Regions from separate parts of the Homo sapiens genome. Here region 1 is linked to region 2. Evidence: chromatin loops called from intact Hi-C (ENCODE). Cell type or tissue: GM12878. All regions are shown on one strand. Each heading gives the region's core, and the rest is flanking DNA. Links, peaks and the distances in the headings are about the cores only.

Evidence for each region. A loop is a pair of places that touch in the nucleus more often than their neighbours do. Peaks named below come from ENCODE experiments on the same cell type or tissue, not always from the same donor. Only the 100,000 strongest peaks of a DNase experiment are listed, where the experiment ranks them.
Region 1: a loop joins it to region 2, with 5 times the contacts of the local background. A loop is called at or near these places in 1 of 110 quality-filtered maps.

The regions. Positions count from the first base shown.
Region 1 is chr10:88,133,779-88,142,951 of GRCh38, reverse strand. All of the region lies in intron 1 of LOC101929727 (a long non-coding RNA gene), which reads right to left. Among named protein-coding and RNA genes, the nearest start is that of PTEN, 270 kb to the right of the region's middle. In GM12878, for the core only: no CTCF peak of the experiment used is centred there; a DNase peak (open chromatin) is centred at 4,451; H3K27ac peaks cover 617 bases.
Region 2 is chr10:88,265,816-88,274,988 of GRCh38, reverse strand. The region is part of intron 1 of LOC101929727 (a long non-coding RNA gene); the gene reads right to left. It also overlaps a transcript of RNLS not described here. Among named protein-coding and RNA genes, the nearest start is that of RNLS, 310 kb to the left of the region's middle. RefSeq lists an enhancer at 3,339-3,388. In GM12878, for the core only: no CTCF peak of the experiment used is centred there; a DNase peak (open chromatin) is centred at 3,598; H3K4me3 peaks cover 441 bases; H3K27ac peaks cover 2,978 bases.

The DNA.
Region 1 (9,173 bases), core at 2,480-6,479, 130 kb after region 2:
TGTTTAAAATTAGAAAATAAATCAATGTAATTTACTTCATTAGCAGATCAAAGAATCATATGATCATCTCACAGACAAAAGGAAGCATTCAACAAAATTTAATATACATTCATGATAAAATTATATATAATCCTCTTTGCACATTAGGTATAGAGATAACTTCCTTATCATAAGAAAGGATAGCTACAAAAATCTACATCAAAAATGTCTTGCTTAATGGTGAAATGTTAAAATATTTACATTTGAGATCAGAAAAAAGGCAAGGATGCAAGCTTGCTTTCACTTCTATTAATCATTGAACTGGAGGCCCTTATCAGCACAACATGAAGAAAAGAAAAAAAAGAAAAGAAAAGAAATTAGAGCTATAAAGTTTGGAAAGAAACAAAACTGTAATACAATTTTTAATGTAGAAAACCCCTTAGAAACTATATTTAAATTATTAAAATTGATAACAGGGTTTGGCATATTTGTTGGATACAAACTCAATATATAGAAATCAACTGTATTATTATAGTCCTTTGATAAAAATCTAGAAAATAACATTTTTAAATCACATTATTTAGTACAGCATCAAAAATATCAAGTTCCTTGGAATAAATCTAGCAAAAGATATGTGAGACTACTATGAAGAAAACTGGAAATCCTTATTAACAGTCATTAAAGAAGAGAGCTATTCCATGTTCATGGATGGGGAAACTTAGTGTTACAAAAATGTCAATTCACCATTGTTTTAAAAGTCATTGTAATTCCAGTCAAAACTCAATAGGTTGTTGAGGATTTTGACAGGCTGATTCTAAAATTTCTATGGAAGTGCAAAAGGAAAATAAGTATCTTCTTTAAGACAATCTTGAAGAAGAAAATCAAGGTGGGAGAATTATGTATACCAGATACCAAAACTTATTTTAAAGATACAGTAACAGACGTTGTGGTATTGGCTCAAGGGTAGATAAATAAAACCGTAGAACTCAAAAACAGAAACATACATATATGGATTTAGTTTATGAGAAGTGGCACTGCAAATTAATGGGGGAAAGAGGGTTTTTTAATAAATTATAATGGAAAAAGAAAAATGCCAATGAATTCCTAGCTCAAACTGTATGTAAAAGTCAACTCCAGGGGGATTATGGAGCCAAATGTGAAAGACAAAACTATAAAGCTTTTAGAAAAAAATACAGTAGGTCTTCATGATCTTGGGGTAGAGGATAATTTTTTGAACAAGATGCATAAAGTAATATTCATATTGAAAAAGACTGATACATTTGACTGCATTAAAATTAAGAATTTCAGTTTACCATAAGACACCACATTGCAAGTGAAATGACCAAGCTACAGAATTATAGAAATTATCTGAAAAGCATACAATCCCAGAATCGGTAAAGAATATCTAAAAATCAAATTTTAAAAGACAGAAAACCAAATACAAATGGGCAAAAAGTCGTAAACAGACGCTTCACAGTTACTAAGTCCAAATGGTCAATAAACATATGGAAAAGTGCTCAACCTCATTAATAATTAAGGAAATGAAAGTCAAAACCACAGAATACCAATACCACTACCATACACATTCATAAGAATGGCAAAAGATTAAAAGGTCTGCCAAAACCAAGTGTTGCCCAGAATGTGATTAGAGTAAAAACTGATACACTTACTTTGGAGAACAGTTTGATAATATAAACGTGTCCACCTTGGGTCTATGCCCTAGACTACAGAAACTTGCACACATGTACACCAGGATGAGTGTAAAGAATGTTCTACACAGCAGGCTGAAATAACCAAAAAAGAGACAACTGCAGATATAAATTGTGGTACATTACCAACTGGAAAGCTAAAGAGAAATGAAAGCAAATGACAGCCACACACAATAACATGAGTGAATCTTACAAATATATTGATGAAAAAACAACGTATGTAATTTGATCCTATTTACATAAAGAAAATGTTAGAGATGCCAATTTGATAGTCAAATTACATAGAAGATCAAAGAGATGATTGTATTGAATTGTATTGTATTGAATTGAGGATGGTGATTCCCTCCAGGGTCAAGGGAGAAAGCTGTCATCCTGAAGGAAACACAGGAAGCTTCTAAAATGCTGGCAGCATTCTATTTCTTAACCTCAGTGTGAAACATAGGTGTTGGCTTTATAATTATTCACATTATTGTGTATCTGTTTTATATACTTTTCTGTATGTATGTTATATTTTACAATTTTTGAAAAGTTAAAGAAAAGAAAAAAGTTACCAGACCCTATAATCACCAAGATCTCTTCCATTGCTGAATTCCTGGGTTTTGTTTATTTTCTTTTGTGTTTTTTTTTTTTTCATTTATTCTCTAAGCCAGAAAAGTGTCACCATGTTAAAAAGGGAATATATGAAAGAAGGGACTTTAGGTCATTCATCAGATAGATGATCTGGCTTTTCAGAGCCAACAGGTAAAGATATCTGCCTACCCACTGCAACCTAAAGGATACTACTGCAATTTCAGATCCTCAAGAAAAGCTGAAAATTCCTGAGCACCACCTGCATCCCAGAATGCCCCCTTAGCTCTGCAGGGAGAAAGAGATGGTAATTCAGTCTTTAGGGACAAAATATGCATGGGTTCTTTCTGGGAGATCTATAGGCCAGAGGCAGACCCTGGCCCAAATCAGACCCTAATGTCAACTCACATTAGAGAAAGAAATTGTAACCTCTTCTTAGTAACAGGTTTTCTTGCCAAAGCTCTACAGAGAGACCTTTCAGGTATAAACCAACTGGTCAAAGCAGGATGCCTGAAATCTCCAGCTCCTATTGGGGCAGGCAGATGTTATCTTTTTAACAGAAAATTTAGCACAATGCAAACTGAGTGTATGCTAAAAGCTTAGGCCCTGATTGTAGTCCTCCCATTCCTCAGAAAGTAGAATGCTATAGTGACTCGGATTAATCGAGTCAATCAATAAATAATTATTGAGCAAATGATGCGAGTTGGCCATCTCTACTAAAAATTGAGGTAATAACACTAAAAAGGCACATGTTCTACCTTGGAAGATACTTGAGAAGATAGTCATCCACAAATAAGCCCTTAACATACAATGAGAATAATCACTTCTACAGATTTCTGTGTTAAGTGCAGGGGCAGCACTAAAGAAGCAATTAAGGCTGGGCACAGAAGCTCATGCCTGTAACGCCAGTAGTTTAGGAGGCTGAGGTAGGCGAATCACTTGAGGCCAGGAGTTTGAGACCAGCCTGGCCAACATGGCAAAACTCTATCTCTACTAAAAATACAAAAATTAGCCAGGCATGGTGGTGCATGCCTGTAATTCCAGCTACTGGGGTGGCTGAGACACGAGAATCGCTTGAACTGGGAGGCGGAGATTGCAGTGAGCTGAGATCATGCCACTGCACTCCAGCCTGGGTGACAAAGCAAGACTCTGTCTCACAAAACAAACAAACAAACGAACAAACAAAAGAAGCAATTAAGTCAAAGAAGTCTTCATGAAAGATGTAACATATGTTCAATGATCCAAGAGTGTTTGAGGATAATATTTGGGTCAGTTGACTGGATAGAAAATCATAAACTTTTAAAGCCCTAAATCTAATACCTTTGAATTCTCTGACAGATGCTATTAAGATTCCTATGTCCTCTCTGATGACGTCTATGCAACAGCAAAATACCCCACTAAATGATTCTCCATGGTAATGATTGCTATTCCTGTTGCTATTAATTTTACTGAATTCACAAGCCAATAAGTTTGACATGTAGATTTAAAGTGGGCATACATCTCCTCCAATTGTTAGGTTTTAAAGCCTGCACTTACAGGGGAAAATTTCATATAGTCAAAAATACCCTTCACAAAGCCCCCTATTTTATCCACACATGACAGCATACATTATCCTGTGTATATACAGCCCTATACAATAATTTTTAGGCATGTTTAAGTGTAAGGACCACTGAGCTAGACTAACAAAAGACAAACAGGGCAGTCTCCATGAAGATGTCTGGGCATGCAAATAATTCTGGTTTTGATGTAATTATCAGACTCCTAGCACTGAAGGAGAGATGGTTGGAGAATTCTATAGTACTTCCAGCTTATCTGCATAGTTTATTCCATTCTGTTGTAAACTTACCTTCTCTAACTTTCTTTAACCTTACTATCTCAGCATGTAATAACATATGTATGTTCCTGCTATGTGTTTTCTTCTTTATGAGTCCATGGTTCACAAGATAAATGAGTCATCTAGGTAATTTTTTTCCTATCACTTCCATTGGATGATGGTAGCTTGATGCTGTTGAACTCTATTTCTGGAAAGACACGCCTATCCCCTGAAAGGAAAAGGTTTAAGTAGAGGGGGATTTTCCAGGACAACACTTAAATTTCATGTTTGCTCGACTCAGAAATATATCAGCTTAGAGACTGAAAGATCTTAGAAATCACCTTGCTTAACACTTAGCCAGCAGAGAGTGGAGGGAGTGACATATGAAAGTGAAGCTGACAAGGAGTAGATCTGTGTTCCAGTTTCACCTCTGCTATTGAGAAAACCACATTATCTCCTTGTGGTCCAAGTTCATCTACTTGTGAATGGAGGCTTTACTACATTTTTAAAATATGACCCCATCTAACTTGGGCTTGAATAACCTTGTCCAATCATTTAATCTTTCCATACCTCAATTTTCTCATCTGTAAAATGAGAATAATAATAGTTTCTACCTTAAAGGATGTTATAAAGATGAAATGTCATAAAGGATTAAATGCGTAATTATATGCATATATTTATACACAGTATATGTATATATGTGTGTGTGTATATGCATACACACACATACATACACACATACACACACATATAGAGAGAACAGTATGCACTCAGTAAAATTTGCTGCCATATAAGAATATTATTGTTACTGTTATTAGGCTGTGATTCTTTCTTCCTGCCATATGAAATCCCAGAAGTCCAGCCCAAGAAAGCGTATCACAAGTTACACAATGATTACCAGTTAATTCCACATTTTGTGAACTTCTACTGATCATGAATATCTAAACTAAGCCAGGCACCTACCCCCACCCACCCCCCACACACTACAATACACCAGTTTCCAACATGGCAAGTGGCCCACAGCTGAACCATTTACACAGCCACATCTCAAAGGCAGATGGGTAATCCAATGATGATGTATAAGCACCTTTCCCCACCACAATTTATTTTATTCTAATTATATAAAAGTGCTCTGGGAAGCAACCTAATCAAGAACAATTTAAATTTTGCAAATGAACAAAGAGTTTCCAGTGTAAATTCCCAGATCTCATTATAACAAACATGGATGAGATACAGCTACAGCCTGGCCTACACAAATGCCCTCAAAATATTCTCAACAGGGAGTAGGACTAGATGGCTTCCAATGATTCTTCTAACCCTAGAATACTAGTATTCCATTGGCTAATATTACATTCAAAATGTAGGAAGTCAAATGGAAAATAATTATCAACAAAGGTGTATTCATGGTGTTTATTTAAAACTATGTAGTAAGGGTCAAGGCTGGAACTTTATATTCCACTAGCCACTTTCTTTGCCCTGCTTTGAGTGCCTTCATCGGGTTAACTTCCTTTTTAACACTGGCTTGGTAGTTTGTTTCCCCAGGTTCTTAACTTTCAACATGCTCTAATAAGTCACTCTCTTGCTTCTCCAAACAGGCTTGACCAAAGCTGTGCCCCCTCCTCCTATAGAAATTATGTTGTAGTATGGTTTTTCAGAATCCCCAGCCTTTTTAGGTTGCAATTACCAGCAACCCTGTACCTCCTCGGTTTTTATTTCAGCCTCCATATAAAAAAAAAAAAGAAAGGAAAAAAGCAGATGATTGTTTAATCCTTCCAATTAACATTTTATAAAAGCAATCACTTCATGTCTGCAGTCTGAGTGGGGCTAGGTGGGAATTAAAGGGCCACAGTACATCATAAAGTGGCTAAAAAGAAACACTTTGAGCCAATTCACTGGGGACAGTCCCTGCAAAACCAGAATGTCTACTCACTTTGACCTACAGCAAAAAGTGTCAAATAACTAGGACAAGTGCTAGTGCAAACCACTGGTCTAGTCGTTAAACCTTAGCACAGCCACTGGGTAAATGGGGCCACACTCAGACCCACCAATTAAAGAAGCAATCTGGCGGAAAAAGAAACATTGAGTTTTTTTCTTTTCAAGTTTTTTTTTTTTTTTTTTTCTCCCTCAGAAAGACCTGAAGACATAAGTGATGAGAGGAATAGCACTCTGGCCAATATTTTGGAGTTTTCTACTTAGGAAATCAACATAATCTTTTCTACCTAAGTAAGGTGAAACCACTTTGTTATATCAGGAACTGCTGCTGCTGGGAGCTAGGCTCATGGCAGCCTAGTGAACGAGGCCCTGTTTTCTGTTAATGTGTTTATGGTTTACACAGAGAAAATGATAGCATTTTAAGAGGCAAAAGAAAATCCTTGGTCAGCAACCAGGCAGCCTTCTAGCCTTCTAGCCTTCTATCAGAAGTTGTGCTAAAGGGCAGTTGACAACTTGAGGCTCACTGTTCTGGGTAGATGAGATTTTCAGGCAGGTGGATCAAGGCAGTGATGGAGAATAACAATAAAAGAGCTAACATTTCTGCTGTGGCAGCTCTGAGGTAGTTCCTGTGTGAAGCCCTTTATACGTATTAGCATACTTAATAGTTTCAGTAACCCTAGGGACAGTTTCTATTAATATCTCCATCTTTCAAATAGAGAAACTGAGGCACAGAGTTATAAGAAAATTATAGGTCACAGAACTAGAAAACCATCATATCTCATCAATAACACACCCACCATACATTCCTCTCCTGCAGCATCTCTGGCTGAACTTCATTTATCTTCTTTCAGAGCAACTGCAGCAAGATGGCCTTGCTTATAAGGTACAAAAGTCAAGACCCGGTAACACCTCCTACATTTATTTGAATAAAGGCATATCATTTTCAAAAATTAACGTATCCTATTGGGCCCCACAACACCTTATGGGGTAGAAAAGGCAAGACTATTTATTTTGTTTCCAAATTCTCTTTGAAATTGTATCCAGTGACTAAGCATTCTCTGTGATTAAACTTTTAGAAGTTTCTTTCAAAACAATAATTGTCAAGATAGAGTAAGTCGACAACTTTACCCATTTGTGGCAGGAAAACAGACAGGTTGTCTTGTTTGGAGCAGTGTCTGAATGTGGGGTGAGAGAGGGAAAGTGCATTATGAAACCATAGGGATGGTAGCCAGCACACCCCAAGTAGCTCAGAGACTCATGAGCACAGGCAATGATTCTGTGTATTTTCTCTGCCTTGTTTCTACAGGCTTTTGAAAATTAGGCCCAAATAAAGTAAGCACTTCTGAAAGATAGAGCCATTTGGGAAGTTGACATTTTCCCTAAATTCCCTATTTTCTATTTTTACTCCCATTTCTGAGTCGTGGTATAAAATTGCAGGCTCTGCAGAGATCTCGAGCAGTGATCAAGTCCCGGCTTCTATACTTACTAATAGCAGGACCTACAGCAAGGTACCTCATCAGTCTGGGTCTCAGTATTTTCATCTGAAAAATGGAGATTTTGGCTGAGAAAATCAAAATAATGTAGATTGTGCTGAGCGTAGTTTTTGGTACTTACTAATCATTGAAGAACACAATCCTCATCTCTACCCCCTGATTAATGTTTGCTATAAGTGAGGATGTGAATAAGGCATAACTAGTAATGTACAATATTTCAGACTTTCAAAAAACCGTGATAAGATTTCATACCTGTGGCCACATTGGGTCACATAGCATCAGAGAACTGACTATCTCAAGGCTTTGAAATGTATTTTAAAACAGGACACAACAGATTGGGATAATCATATACTTCACTGTGTCAAAAATTGCTCACTTTGGGGTTCCCCAGAGATTTGTTCTTTGAATAATCTTGTTTAACATTTGAATAGATGACTTAAAAAATCAAATCCTAAAATGCCTGCCAATAACACAAAGAGCTTCTGGGCAGTAAAATACCTATCAAAATGATAAAGTTAAACATCAGGCTAAATGTTTCAGACTTGCAAGAGACCCACTTAAAAGCTTAGTTGAAATCAAGCAAACCTGAGTTTGAATCCTGTCACTTGTTAGATGCATGAAGTGGCGCCAATTATTTAACCATGCCATCCCTCTGTTTCTTCACTTATAAATTGGGAATGCTAAGAGTGCCTGCTTCATAGGTTGCAAGATTACGTGAGATAATCCAAATGAGGTCCTTCCTCAGCACTATGCCTAAGCATACGAAGCAACTGATGAATGTTAGTAAACGTTGGTGTTGGTGACAGTGGCGGTGAGGTGGTCATACGATGATGGTGATGATGGTGATAGTAGTAGTAGTGGTGGTTATAATGATGGTCTTTGTAGTGGTGGTGGTGAGGTGGTCATATTATGATGGTGATGGTGATGGCGATAGTAGTGGTAGTGGTGGTTATAATGATGGTGATGGCCATAATGATGGTGGTGGCCATGGTTGTGGTAGTTGTGATTATCATGATGTTGATGGTGATGGTGATGGTGGAGTTCTTTCAACAGCCATCCTATGCCAGCTCTTTGCCAGCAATGCTGTCTCCTTGGCAAATAGTCACTAACATTTCCACCTGAATTTAAGAAACATGAAGCTGTTCTCTGAAGCATCTCCTGGCCTACAACAGAGAACTGACTACTCTGGATATTGTGCCTTCTCTGTTTCTCATGTATATATCCATTCTAATACCTGTAATGTCTTATTGTATTTTTGTATTTGTATCCCTAACTCCCCTAGTAGACTATAAACTCCTTGAGGGTAGGGATATTATTATTCTTTATATCTCCAGTGCGAGTAAAGTGCCAAGCTCATACAGGTACTTAATAAGTGTTTGGGAATAAGTGGTAAATGAATGAATGAATATGTGAATGAATATGTGAATGAATATGTAAATAAAATGGCAGCAAAACCATGGGCATTATGTGAAAGGCAATAACTTATAAAGGACCTGCTTCTATACTTTAAGAAAAATATAAAACTGGAAAAGTTCCAATATACTGAATTTGGAGGGTGATGGAAAAAGAATAAGGGTAGTAAGGCTTCAATTCTTAGACTCATGAGGACATTAATAAGGTGAATAAGTACACAGTCACAAAAGAACAGAATATTGCAACTCAGACTTACAACTGTGATGT
Region 2 (9,173 bases), core at 1,765-5,764:
GATGATGGCGATTGGATTTCCCATCTGACTTCCTGGAAATTGGAGCACACAGTCAGGTTTTATTTGATTTTTTTTTTTAAGGATACCACTTCACAGCCTTTAGGATAGCTATTATTTAGAAGCAAAACAGAAGATAAATGTTGGCAAGGATGTGGAGATATTGGATTCCCTTGTGCAGTGCCGGTGGGAATGTAAAATGATGTAGCTACTATGGAAAATGATACGGCAATTTCTTTAGAAATGAAATATAGAATTGCTGTATGATCTGCAGTTCCACATCTGGATATCTATCCAAAAGAAGTGAAAGTAGGGACTTGAACGAACATTTGTACACCAATGTTCACAGCGGCTTTATTCACAACAGCCAAAAGGTGGAAGCAACCCAGTGTCCATGGATAGATGAATAGATAAATAAAATGTGGTATAAACATACAATGGGCTATTGTTTAGCCTTAAAAGGGAAGGAAATTCTGACATGCTGCAATATGGATGAAGCTTAAAGTCATTATGCAAAGTGGAATAAGCCTATCACAAAAAATAATATTACATAATTCTACTTATATGAGGAATCTAGAGCAGTCAGTTTCACAGAGACAGAAAATAGAATGGTGGTTGCCAAGGGCTGGGAGAAGAGGGCAATGGAGAGTGAGTGTTTAGTGGGTCAGAGTTTTAGTTTGGGAAGGTAAAAAGTTCTGGAGATGGATGATGGTTATGGGTGCTCAACAGTGTGAATGTACTTAATGCCACAGAACTGCACATTTAAATGTGGTTAAAATCATCACTTTTATGTTATGTATATTTACCACAATAAATAAAGAAGTTGATATTTCTTATACTTACAAAGAGGAGAAGGGCATTTGCAAATCAACAAGAAGTGTGAGGCCCCTCTCTCTAGCAGAAAAATAGACTAAATCTATTTCTTTATCTTTTAACATCCTGTTTAAGGGAAATGCCAAAACAAATGGGAAAAAATACACACACACAAATATATATGAACATGTTTTGCCTCATGAGTAATCAAAATGTGTACATATGTATGTTTATGTATGTGTGTTTATATTTAAAATCGTGTTCTGCCTTATGAGTAAACAAAAAGTATACAAATTAAAAACTATAATGAAACGTAATTTTTTAACCTATCAATTTGGCATTTTTTTTTGAATGACTAAATTCTAATCAGGGATTAAAATGACTGGTACAAGTGAAAACTTTCACATCCTGTTCGCATAGTAAGTGGCAATATGTATCAAGTGTTTTTTAAAGCATGTTTTCTAACTCAATAAATTTCATCTAGGAGTCTGGCTTAAAGAAATAATCCAGGATGCAGACGATGGTTTATTTGCAATATGTTTATTTAAGCATTAGTTATGATAGTGGAAAACTGGAAATAACCTAAATCAACACTAACAGGAAATGGCTGAATAAATTCTAATAGATCAAAACAGTGGAATTTAATGCAGTCATTTTAAAATGTGGGTTTAAAGCAAATTTTTCTATCTGGGATATTTTTTGTGATATAATGTTAAGAGAAAACCCACAATATGTAATGCTAAGTCAAGAATACAGGATGCTTGTCATTTCTAAAAAACATCAAGTGAGTATAACATGCATTTATGTGTGTACATATATTAAGACCAAAAGAAATATTCAATGTCTTCAAGGTGGTGGGATTTTAAAAAATTTTCATTTCTTTCTTTATATTTTTTCTGTATTTTCACAATGAGCAGTCAGGCAGCCAATTGGCCTTGTGTTGAGGTGCTCCAGAGGGCAGAACCAAGACTAGCAGCAGTAGGAAAGTGATTGAAGCTAATATCAGTAAGAAATTTCCAATAAGCAGAGCTTTTCAATGTGGAGCAGACCTCTGGGAGTTTCTTTCTGCCAGCCCAAAATGTTTCCAGCAGAGGCTGGGTGACCACCATCCACAGTGATCCACAGTGGGGAGAGGTCACAAGAACAGTGCATCCCAACCCTGGCTGGGCCACAGCATCACCCGAGGGAGGATAGAATGCAGATTCCTGGGCCATGAACCCTATCTACCTGGATTGAAACTCCAGGGCTGGGGTCTAGGGATATGTATTTGCCTTAAACTTCCCCAAGGAATTCTAAAGCAGCGAGACAAAGTTTCTACACCTGAGAATCCCTAGATTAGAGACTTTCAAGGCAGCTTCCAACTTGGAGATTCAAAGCAATTTTGCAATTCAAAGGTCTAGAGACTATTTGAGTATCTATCTTAAAAAAACGAAGACAACAGTATAGATGCAAAGGGAGGCACGGCTGGGGTTGAAGGATGGAATCATTTGAAGATCAATACTTTTTCATTCATTTATTTATTCAACCACCAATGACCAAGAGCCTGTGCTGTACCAAGTTCTTCATGTAAAGCACTTGGGATATGTTAGGGATCAAAACCGTTTCCTGCCCTCATAATGGTCACATTTAGGTCAGGTTAACATAAAACGTAGATTCTTGGGCCCAGGAATGACTGAATTAGAATCCCTGGAGAGGGACCCAAGAATCCATATTCTATAAATGTTCCCAAGGTGCTGCCTGTATACACTAATGCAATGTTGTTTTTCAAAATATGGGCTTTGACTCATAAGTGGTTTGTTATAGTAATTTAGTGAGTCAAGAAGCTTTTTTAAAAAATTAAAATAACAGAAAAAAGAACAGGAAAAGGAAAGGAAAATTAGAATGCTGACACATGGAAACAGTAACTTGTTTCATAAAGCTTCTGTTTCTGTGCCCTGGGCCACAATGTAAACTGGGTTTCAGATGGAAAACCATTGCTAGAAAATATGATATATAAAATACATCACTGCTCTAGTCCTCTCTAACCCCTGCACGCAACAGTTCTGTTTTAGTCCAAATCTGGAGGTGAGATGCTGGGGCACACTGACCACCTTGAGGAGGGACAGGCTGTTCTGGGAATTTGACTCACTGGGAATATCCCTGCTATAATGCCACTTCCTTTTTCTTTTGGATTGAGCCTAGGGCTGCACTCTTGCACAGATGGTAAAGTCTCCAGCACATGTTGCATCATTTTCTCTGGTAGACATGACAGAGCACTGCACACTATCTGTCCTGGCCTTCGTGGCAGAGTTAGAGCCGCATACAGAAACGAACTCCTGGGACCCATTGCTTCCATTTGCTAGGCTGCTTTTTAGGGGAACAAGAGAGCAGGTCTTATACAACCAATTTTCCAGGCCAAGTCCTGGGTATTTGATTTGGGCCCTTCATATCAGGTCAAAACCATATGCAACCCATACTTGGCAACCAAGATGAAAGATACCAATTGTTTTAAATAAAAATGAAACCGGACGGGGTGAACAAACCCACATAAGACAAGCTGAAAAGTCCTCCCAGGCTCTCTGAGAACCCAAGAGCCTGCTGTGCTGAGCAGACCAGGGATGTTCCTGTGGTTTACTTGTTTGCTGTCACGGAAGTTTTGCTGTCACTAAGAAGAAAAATCCAAAGGCTAATTCAGCATAAATGGTCCCCTTGGCTGCACTGAGGGCAGTCACAGGTGAGTCATAAACAGTGTTGAAAAGTAGAGATCCACCCTAGAGGCCTGAGACATGCTGCTTTTATCTCCAGCTCAGAGCAAGAAAAATGTCTCAGAAGGAACTGAAAATGGAATTACTCAAACTGAAAACTGCTGTCCTCACCAGGAGGATTCCTTTCCTGACCCAAGTCTGGGAAGTGCCACTGGTAAACCCCCAGAAATGAATTTGCTCATCAGTGAAGGACAGAGCTAGATATTCTCAGATGTACCCAGTGACATTTTCGCAGCATTAGAAGCCAAGCCTCCTTCACCTCAAACCAAATCACTGAAATGCTTGATTCTGTGCAGCTGTGGTAGAAATGCCCTGTATCAAAGGCAGGCTCCAGTACCACAAGCCAAAGATAAATAACAGAGGAAATGATCAAGACCATGACCTCTTGATGACCCCCTGGAGCTAAATCTTTGCTAGACCTCAGAATATCAAACAGGCCACCAGCCCGCCAAGAGCAGTTCATGAACAGTGTGGAAGCCACCTCAGCCTGCGAGAGCCTGGCTCTCTAGAAACTTGAGACATCCCAAAGGAATTTCTTGTTTTATCCTCCCAAACAGGGGTTTGTTAATTCTTTCTTCAAGTGAAGAAACCCTTTCCAAATAAACGTACCCAGAAAAGGTATTTTCCATTTACTTGGAAGTTGGGGTTGTATGTATCTCTTGTCCGGTGGTGAACTATTAGTATTTTGAAAAGTGTGTTCTCCCACCAACTAGCAAAAAAAATGAAACAGAAATACAAGGGCCTTCTCCTACTGGAGATTTTGATTATAGATTCAAACAGGCAAACATTATGGAGTGTTTACTATTGGACAAGTATTGAGCTAAGTTCTCAGAGGATCCTGAGTGGAACCAGACTCAAGTTGCTCACAGAGGGAAACAGTGGGCAGCTGAAACTTAGGTTTCTTTCTCAAATCAGTGTCATAGCACCTGAAGGAAACTCTGGGCCACCACTTCGAGTTTAGGAACCCCTGAGGCACAAGACAGCAACTGAGGCTGAAGGGACCCAGTATCTAACAAGCAAGACTTGTCCCCTAAATTGCCTTTGGAGTGCCTGGCCTGAAGACTGAGGCAAGCCAGCTAAATCCTCAGAATAAAAGATGTGGAGAGCAGCCAGGAGACACCACCTGATGCTCAAGGAGAAGGAGATCTTGACTGCACTTGACCGCACTAGGAGTGCAAATAGGTCTAATTTGCGTCTCTTAGCTGCAAGACTCACCGTGGAGTACAAAGGTCGATCAACGGAGATTATAGGTAGAAATAAGTGTCATTGTTTCGTTTACTCCTCTCTCCTCTTGTCAAAGAGGGCCTCAAAGTTTAGAAGACTCATGTTCCCGGCTGGCTTAAAGAAATGACTCTTCTTCTCAGGGCTTTGTCAGAAATATGAAGGGTTTGGTTAGACAAGTGGATTTCAAACTGCACTATAAGCTGGGCGTGGTCACGCACGCCTGGAGTCCCAGCTACTCGGGAGGCTGAGAGAGGAGAACCACTTGAACCCAGGAGGCGGAGGTTATAATGAGACAAGATCTTGCCACTGCACTCCAGCCTGGGCAACAGAGCGAGACTCTGTCTCAAAAAATAATAATAATGATAAAACAAAATAACAAACTGTGCTATAGTCATAGAAGTTATATTCAAATAAAACCTTCTATTGTTGTGTACATAAATCAAGTCCAAAGAAGAGCAGCACTACAAGTTAAAGAAGGAACACATTGTATTCCTCTAAGGCCCCCTCAAAGCAGTGTAAGCCATGGATAAAGGAGACTTCTCAGGCCCCTGTTGCCCAATTCTGAAACCCTTTTTTAAAATGCCCCTCAGACATCCATGACTTCTGTCTTTGGCCTGTTGTGGGGCAGTCACCCAAATAATGGATCAAGACCTTGTAAACCCAGAGCCTCCTGTTTCAGCAGGAGTCAGTTAGGCCAGGCCCTAGTTTGATGATGGGTAAGAATGACGGCTCAGACCTGCCTAATATAGCTGTCACTTTGGTTTTTCTGCCAAAGCATCAAGCAAGCAGTGAAAAAACATGAAATTAGGGAGGGAGGACTAATAAAATAGTTTCATGCATAGGACCTCAGCTTAGTATACTAGCCCTATTTACATATAGACAACCTATTCTCAGGAATCTCATTGTAAATACTCCTTGATTCAGAGAAGTATCAGTTCATATCCACTCCCTGTGAATGCCAAACCAGGGCCCTGTGTATGAAAATATTTTATTCAATCTCATGGTTGTCAAATATGTTTAAAAGTGGCCAAAGAAGTCTGAAAGATTTGATGCACCTGCATTTTGCATTATATTGCTTTCTCCCCAAAGAGGATATGTCTCTTTGAGTTTCACTGATCTTTATTATAGATTCCAGCAATTTTCTGACTCTAGTGAACATTTGTTGATTGTCCCCCTAACATCAGGGCTTAACAGCCTTTCTTTCCAGAGGTTTTATTTGAGTAGGCTTCCTTTCACTACCCTCAGTCCGTGTGGCCTGGGGTGGGGCAAGCCACCATGTGCTGGAGTGGTCAGAACCCCTAAGCCTGAGTTAGTCAGTGCTTCATGTTGTATTGGCCACACCAACTGGTTCAGAGGTAAAATAAACTTGAAATAAATTCATTCTGTCAGACTGGGACTCAGAACATTGCAAGAGTTTCCCACTGGACTTGAAGCAAAAGATCTGAGCCAAAGCTGCTGGTAGCCATGCCACTCTGTGGGGCAAGTCTAGAGCTGCCAGGGTCCCCATAGGAAGGTCAAGAATAAAGTTAACACAGAGGATGGGAGAGCCAAGAGATGGAGATAAACTGAGACCTGATGGCATCATTTGAGCTCTGAATTCAGCCCTGGCCTGTCTGCCTGTAGGAATCAATAAGTTCTTCTTTCGCTTAAGCCATCCTGATTCATTTTTGAAACTGTCATTCTAGTGAGAGAGATATACAGCATGCAGGGGCCATGGAATCAACCCCCCCACAGCCACCTCCCACATGGTCCTATTGCATGGTTTGGCCATGTCTAATCATTGGGAATTGTCTGTTCATTTGTTTTTCACCAATCTGGCATGGTAGCACATCTTTGAAGGTGAGGAGGGCATCGGGAAATATATGGAGAGCTTTCAAGTTTTTTCAATGACTGGGAAGTGGGGAACACAAGTGACATTTAATGGACACAGGCCAGGGATGCTAAATGGTCTTGAGAGGTATGGGACTATCCTGCCTAACACAAGATAGTCCACCCAAAATGCCAATAGCGCCACCATTGAGAAGCCTTCAGAGGGTGAGCTTGCATATTGAAATAACGCAACCCTGAACTATGGTAGGTCTGAAAAGAGATCCAATTAGTGATTATTTAATAGAAGAATCCATATGCAGTTCAAAATCTTTGAAAAGCGTAAAATAAAACCAAGTGTTGTCTCGAATACCTTCTTTGAGCACTGCCAAAATTCACAGAACCTTTCTGTTTATGAAAAAATCTTACACCAACGTTTCTCCCCTATAAGGCTGTAGAATTTAATTTTCTTACCAAGATATTTAAAATCAAAATTTCTCTGGGAACAGCACAGCCATGGCAGGCTCTCTTCCCTTCTGTGGCCTCTGAGACCTTTAAGAAGACACTGAATCACATGACTTCTCAACTTCCACATCCAAATTCTCTATTCCTCACTTCTTCCTCCTTTCTGAGCCTTTCTGCCATTGGCCATCTTTTTAAAAATGCACCCTAACTCAAAATGGGAAGGTCTGACTTTATTGTTCAGATGTGCTCAATTTGTAGGTTTTGTGTTCTCCTGGTTAGACTTAAAGTATGTATTGGTGGTATTTTCATCCAGGAGTCCAACCACTCCTTGACAGGGGGTAGTTGTTTGTTTTGTTCTGTTTCTAGAGACAGGGTCTCACTCTGTTGCCCAAGCTGGAGCACAGTGGTGTGATTGTAGCTCACTGCGCCTTGAAATCCTGGACTCAAGCAATCCTCTTGCCTCAGCCTCCTGGGTAGCAAGGACTATAGATTTGCGCCACCATACTCAGCTAATTTTTTCCCCTTTGGTGAAGAGGGGGTCTCGCTATGTTGCCCAGGCTGGTCTCAAACTCTGGGATCAAGCAATCCTCCTGACTGAGCCTCCCAAAGTGCTGTGATTGCAGATGTGAGCCACTGTGCCCAGCCTCCTTTTGCTTTATAGCATCTCTTATATATTGCTTCCTGGGTTTGCAGCAATGTGAGCTCAAACATCTGACAAGATGCTAGAGTCTTCACCCTGGGAGATTTGTAATTCACTAAAACTAGAATTTATGGTGTATTAATTTGGGTCCTCTGCAAAACAGACACAAAGACCAAATTAGAAGGAAAATGCCTATGAAAGATAAAGGGTACAGGGAACAGGAGTAGGCAGGGACAGCTTTCAGACAGTGACACAGGTCTGACACCTGCACTGGGAGACAAAGAAGGAGGGAAGGAGGACTGGCTATGAAGACCAAAGACAACGATTCAAATTTGAGATGACCTCAGCCTGGCCACTGCAGATCCCCAGAGCAAAGATTGACTGTTAGAGGAAGAAAATGGCCCAGCTTTTGTGCTCTGATAGCAGCTGACACCAGCAGCCAGCTACCTTTCTCACAGCAGGTTCTCTTAAAGGGAGAATCTGAGTGATGTACATGCTGGCAGCCATGCATGATGACTTTTTTTTTTAAGTAGAAGTTGTTTGGCATTTGTGGTGTGTGTGGGGTGTGTGTGTGTGTGTGTGTGTGTGTGTGTGTGTGTGTGTGTATTTAAAAGAAAAGAGATTGCCTTGGAAGTAGGAGTCTGAACTGTGACATGATAAAAACAATGCAAACCACAATAGAATATTTCTGTTTGCAAGACCAAGTCCCACCCACAACTTCTAGACTGTTGGCTTGGTCAAAAGAGAATAATTCTACACTTTACAAAGCAATGGGATTAGAAATGAAAATCAGCCAAGGCAAAGTATACTGAGACTGCTGGGCATCCAACATCCTGTGTTAGTTGTAAAGGGGGAAAAGCCCTCTGTTTTGGCCAGGAATCAGGGGAGTTATTTTAGGAGCAGCCTCCCCAGTGACCCAGACATTACCATTTGATTTCCAAAGCTCTAAAGAACGTAAGCCTTGAGAGCATTTTTCCACTGCCCTATGTTTCTTTCTCCATAGGGCTTTTTGCACAAATCTGCTGTAAATCCAGCATTCATCTTCTCAGGGGAGCCTGTGGAGAAGTGAATCATTGTTATTAGAGTGGGTGAGCCTGCCTAGAAGTGACTGGCCTGCCCATCCTAAGGACCTCCTGGCTTAGCATCACGTGACTAGCCAGCCTGGTAAAAAAGCACTCAGAATTTACCCATATGCATCAAATTTTACCAGCCCATCTTCTGCCAATAAAGTGCCCTAGATAAAAAAGCCCAGGAAATTACAGTCACTTCTACAATCCTTATGACATTTTCTAGGTGAATTTCTCTAATGTGAGCTGCCTCATGCTGGCTGCTGGGGAGATGAAGGAAAGGAATTCGGAGAAAAGTAAAGCATGGAACTATTCCTAAAGGGATGAATGACTAATTCGCCATTTGGGACACCCATGAGTAAACTCAGACCCTCCTATTACTCAAAAGGGAAAGACAAATCAGTTATAACAAGCAAT